Regions from separate parts of the Homo sapiens genome. Here region 2 is linked to region 1. The links are chromatin loops, found by intact Hi-C in ENCODE. Cell type or tissue: Calu3. All regions are shown on one strand. Links, peaks and the distances in the headings refer to the core of each region. The heading gives the core; the rest is flanking DNA. Region 1 has its middle 33 kb from the start of ASMT. Region 2 has its middle 9.1 kb from the start of GYG2.

Region 1 (2,812 bases), core at 20-2,519:
CTCTGTGGACCCCGGGGGATGAGGCTTTTTTTCCTCCCCCTTGGGGATCACATTTCAAAGAGATTCCTCCCAGACACTGCAGGAAACATTCTTGAGCTATGGTGCCGCTTTCTTTAAAAGATTTACACACATTTGAAAAAGGCCGACAAAGAACTTGCAGCTACCAGTTTGCTGGGGAGGGGGGCGGGGCGGAAAGTGGGAAAATATCCCTCTCCTCATTTTTCAACAAGAGAAAATGTAAGCCTCCGATTTTTTTTTTTTTTTTTTTTTTGAGACCGAGTTTTGCTCTTGTTGCCCAGGCTGGAGGGCAGTGGCGCGATCTCGGCTCACTGCAACCTCCACCTCCCGGGTTCAAACGATTCTCCTGCCTCAGTCTCCCGAGTAGCTGGAATTACAGGCGCCCACCACCACGCCCAGCTAATTTTGTGCTTTTTAGTAGAGATAGGGTTTCACCATGTTGGCCAGGATGGTCTCGAACTCCTGACCTCAACTGATACACCCCCTTCGGCCTCCCAAAGTGCTGGGATTACAGGCATGAGCCACTGCGCCAGGCCAGCCTCTGAAGTTTTAGTGTATCTGCCCTTGATGGGGGAAAATAATGAAAAAATCCTTTTGGATGTGGGATTGTTTTTAGTGAAAACCAACATTTAAAACAGCAAAGCAGACTGGGCACGGTGGCTCACGCCTGTAATCCCAACACTTTGGGAGGCCGAGGCGGGCGGGTCACGAGGTCAGGAGTTCGAGACCAGCCTGGCCAACATGGTGAAACCCCGTCTCTACTAAAAATACAAAAAAAAAAATTAGCCGGGCGTGGTGGCAGGTGCCTATAACCCCAGCTACTTGGGAGGCCAAGGCAGGAGAATCGCTTGAACCCAGGAGGTGGAGGTTGCAGTGAGCCGAGATCTTGCCTTTGCACTCCAGCCCAGGCGACAGTGCGAGACTCCATCTCAAAAAAAAAAAAAGCGGCAAAGCACTAAAGTTGGGGCGGGGGGTTGCTTTTTCCCCATTCATGGTCACCCCAGCCCTGACTGCCTCTGACAGGTGCAATCTTGGAGCGAAGGAAGCCGGGTTACATCAGCTGCCCCATGCTGCCACCTGCTGGCAGGCACCGGTTCTCGCTCTTCCGGAATGGTCCACATGTTGCCATGGCCCCAAGAGGGTTTCCCTGAAGAACTGGGCTGTCCAGATCTAACGTATGTTTGCAAAGAGCATTCAAGCCCAGGCGGGCTACATGCATGAGCCTGAGCCACTTTAGGGGTGGTCACAGTGCTTATAATTTTTTTAGGGGGTGGAGAATCTATATACTCACAGAGGGATGCCCCTTGACTTACAGTGGGGTTACCTCCCCACAAGTCTATCATGGGTCCACATACCTTAACTTAAAAATGCATTTAGTATCTTGATACACTGATCGTAACGCTGAAAAGTTGTAAATCCAACCACTGTAAGCTGGAAACCGTCTGTATATATGAACGTATACACACGCTTTTATTTTACTTATTTATTTATTTTGAGATGGACTCTCGCTCTGTCGACCAGGCTGGAGTGCAGTGGCGCGATCTCGGCTCACTGCAACCTCTGCCTCCCGGGTTCACGACATTCTCCTGCCTCAGCCTCCCTAGTAGCTGGGGCTACAGGCGCCCGCCTCCATGCCTGGCCAATTTTTTGTATTTTTAGTAGAGATGGGGTTTCACCATGTTAGCCAGGATGGTCTCCATCTCCTGACCTTGTGATCCACCTGCCTCAGCCTCCCAAAGTGCTGGGATTACAGGCGTGAGCCACTGCGCCCAGCCAGATGTCCACATCCTAATCCCCATGTGGTAGACAGAATAATGGCCCCAAAGATGTCCACATCCTAATCCCATGTGGGAGACAGAAAATGGCCCCCAAAGATGTCTACATTGCAATCCCATGTGGTAGAAGGAGTAATGGCCCCCAAAGATGTCCACATCCTAATCCCCACGTGGTGGACAGAATAATGACCCTAAAAATGTTATCAACACCCAAATCCCCATGTGATAGACAGAATAATGGCCCCAAAGATTTATACATCCCACTCCCCATATGGTAGAGGAATAATATCCCCCAAAGCTGTCCACATCCCAGTCTCTAGAACCTGTGAATATGTGACCTCACCTGGAAAAACACACTTGGCAACTGTGGTTTAATTAGTGATCCTAAGAGGGGGGCTGTCCTGGATTCTCTGGGTTGGCCATCTGTCATCAGAAGGCTCCTTATGAGAGGGAGGCAAGAGGATCAAAGTTATAGAAGAGGTGACAATGGAAGCAGAGCCCGGAGTGATGTGGGTGTGGGTTTTGCAAGTGGAGGAAGGGACCATGAGCCAAGGAAAGCAGGCAGCTTCTGGAAGCTGGCAAGGCAAGAAAATGCATTCACCTCCAAAGCCTCTAGAATAAAGCAGTCCTGCCAACACTTTTATGTTAGCCTAGGGAAACTGACTTCAGCCTTCTGTTCTTCATAACTGCAAGACAGTTAATTTGTGTTGTTTTCAGCTACCACATTTGTGATAACTTGTTACAGCAGCTACAGGTCACTAATAGCTACAGGTCACTACCCAGCCAAATACAACCACCCAATGAAACTGTCTGCAAGAAGAAAAAGCAGTGACAAATGCTCACGTTTTTTCTTCTTTTTACGACTTAGAGCATTAGATAGATAGAAAATCAGAAAGGGGAAAGAAAGAAAGAAAGGAAGAAAAGAAAGAAAGGAAAGAAAGGAAGAAAGAAAGAAAGAGAGAAATGAAAGGGAAGAAAGGAAGAAAAAGAAGAAAGAGGTAAAGGAGGAAAGAGAAACA
Region 2 (2,812 bases), core at 140-2,639, 1.2 Mb before region 1:
GAGGTCTTCCAGATGTTTTATTTCATAATATGTATATTTTTTAAAAACACACACATTTGTTAATATCCCTATCCATCTCATCCCAAAAGTCTTTAGCTAGAATACCAAAAGAAAATATCTCCTCTTTAATATTATTAAAGTTGTGGCCTGAACGAGGGCTTCATTCATTCATTTTCCCGTGTGTTTAATAAGTCTTTAGGGCCAGGCGTGGTGGCTCAAGTCTGTAATCCCAGCAATTTGGGAGGCCAAGGTGGGAAAATCACTAGAGCCCAGGAGTTCGAGACCAGCCTGGGAAGCACAGTGAGACCCCGTCTCTACAAAAACAATAAATAAATTAGCCAGGCATGGTAGGACATGCCTGTTGTGCCAGCTACACAGGAAGCTGAGGTGACAAGATCGTTGGAGCCCAGGAGTTTGAGGCTGCAGTGAACCAGGATCACACTGCAGCGCTCCAGCCTGGGCGGCAGAGCAAGACATTGTCTCAATAAATAAATAAATAAGTCTTTAATGAGCATCTACTACATGCCAGTCATGTTTCTGGAAACTGGGGACAAATCCATGCCTTTGTAGCAGTTGCATTCTAGTGGGGATGGAGCCGGGAGAGAAACAATAAAAGGTGATACGTTATCATATGTTGGAAGTTGATAAGAGATAGACAGAAAAGATTAGAACAGAGGATGTGGGTGAGGAAGTGCTCGTAGTGGGTGGGGACCTGCGATTGAAATGATCTCACCTCCCTGCGGCCTCCCTTTGGTCTGCAGCCTCCCTTTGGTCTACAGCCAATGGTGGACAGTGTCAGATTTTGCCCCCAGCCTTCCCACCAGCTCTGCTATGGGATCAAACATTCTATGCTTGTTAGGTCCAAGCACTGTTTTCACTTTTGGTTGGGGAAAAATTGGCAGCTTCTCTTTCCGTATGTCATGTCTACATCCCAGCTATTCATAAACAAGCAGTCATGTTTCATGAATACCTGTCTAGCAAGGGGCAGATGAATAGGACGGGGAGCAGGGAGGAGACAGCTGTGAAGCAAAAACGTGACAATGGCTGGCAGGAACCCAGGGAATGCATTGCATTTATATTTGGAACTATGGGGGAAGATGCAGCTTAGATGGAGGCCATTCCAAGTCACCCAAGTGCTCAATGTTCAGAACCAGAATAGCACGTGGCGTGAAACTCTCTCATGGGCTGAGACTGGACAAGCTAGTTCCATTCTCTGACAAGTCTGGTCTTCCGGACTCGGCCCCTGGAAAGCTGCCTTTCTTCCTCATTACCCCTTCTCCTCTCCCCTTACCATGGGATCTTGTGAGCCTTTCTTCAACAGACACAGGCTCCTCCCTGCAGCTTTGTATGAAGTTCATAACTGGGCTCAGATCAAAGTTGTGGTGGAAGCCTTTAGAATTCTGAAGGAAGCAGAAAAGGCATTGAATGACACCCCCAAGACCAACTTTTATGTTTAATGAAAAAAATGTTGCAGCCAGTGGTAACATTTTTTTGAATGTACAATTTAGAAATGTCCACTGGGTGTCGCATGGCCCTGCTGGGAAACTAAATGCTACAAGATAGTGAAGCGTACACACTTTTTACCGTGATAAGCTAGTTTCATAGCTATGCACAAACTGACCATCGCTGAACTAATAACTGAGCACTATTTGAGAGACTATCTTTGTACACCTCTCAAATTCTGCAGTTACTGTTTTGACTTTTAAGTACCAGTCCCTGACGGGCACATGGTAGGGGTTATAATACACTATACCTCTCCAGTCATCCCTGGAACTCTAATTCTATCTTTATAAACAACTCATTATCACTGACATCCTTTTTTTTTGACAGGGTCTTGCTCTGTCACCTGGGCTTCAGTGCAATTGTGCAATCAGAGCTCACTGCTGCTTCAACCTCCCAGGCTCAAGCAATTCTCCTGTCTCAGCCTCCGAAGTAGCTAGGACCATAGGCATGTACTACCACGCCCAGCTAATTTTTTAATTTTTTTGTAGAGACAGAGTCTCGATATGTCGCCAAGCTTGGTCTCAAACTCCAAGGCTCAAGTGCTCAAGTGATCCACCCACCTCGACCTCCCAAAGTGCTGGGATTACAGGTATGAGCCACCACATCCAACCAACATCCATTTTTATGTGTACATGTGTAAAGTATGTAAATTATTTTAAAAGGCTGGGCGCAGTGGCTCACGCCTGTAATCCCAGCACTTTGGGAGGCTGAGGCGGGCAGATCACCTGAGGTCAGGAGTTCAAGACCAGCCTGGCCAACATGGCAAAACCCCGTCTCTACTAAAAATACAAAAATTAGCTGGGCATGATGGTGGGTGCCTGTAATCCCAGCTGCTCAGGAGGCTGAGGCAGGGAGAATCGCCTGAACCCGGGAGGCGGAGGTTGCAGTGAGCCGAGGTCGTGCCACTGCACTCCAGCCTGGGCGACAGAGTGAGCCTCCATCTCAAAAATAAATAAATAAGTAAATAAATTACTTTGAAAGCTTATTTTTCTACTAAAATAAAATGATTCAGCAAATAGTATTGTTATTATCTATTACTCCTACTGGCAGTAGGTCTCCCTAATTAGAACATTATTTATTAGCTTTCTAGATTGCTATATTTTGATTGATTGATTTATCATTCTCTGGGTGAAATAATAAATTATTCTCCATTTTCCAGATGTAAAAGGATTACTTCTAAAATCACATTAAATGGAGAAGAATTTAACTAAAGTAATCAATATTAAAAAGATTGTAGGCTTTTGCAATGTTCAAAATATCTATTTTTTTTCTTTTTTAGAGACAAGCTCTCACTCTGTTCCTCAGGCTG

Evidence for each region. A loop is a pair of places that touch in the nucleus more often than their neighbours do. Peaks named below come from ENCODE experiments on the same cell type or tissue, not always from the same donor. Only the 100,000 strongest peaks of a DNase experiment are listed, where the experiment ranks them.
Region 2: it touches region 1 in a loop (13-fold over the local background); 15 of 110 quality-filtered maps call a loop at or near these places.

What each region holds. Positions count from the first base shown.
Region 1 is chrX:1,647,057-1,649,868 of GRCh38, reverse strand. No RefSeq gene overlaps it. Among named protein-coding and RNA genes, the nearest start is that of ASMT, 33 kb to the right of the region's middle. RefSeq lists an enhancer at 1-319. In Calu3, for the core only: a CTCF peak has its summit at 1,152; a DNase peak (open chromatin) is centred at 1,088.
Region 2 is chrX:2,818,440-2,821,251 of GRCh38, reverse strand. No RefSeq gene overlaps it. Among named protein-coding and RNA genes, the nearest start is that of GYG2, 9.1 kb to the left of the region's middle. In Calu3, for the core only: no CTCF peak of the experiment used is centred there; a DNase peak (open chromatin) is centred at 1,561.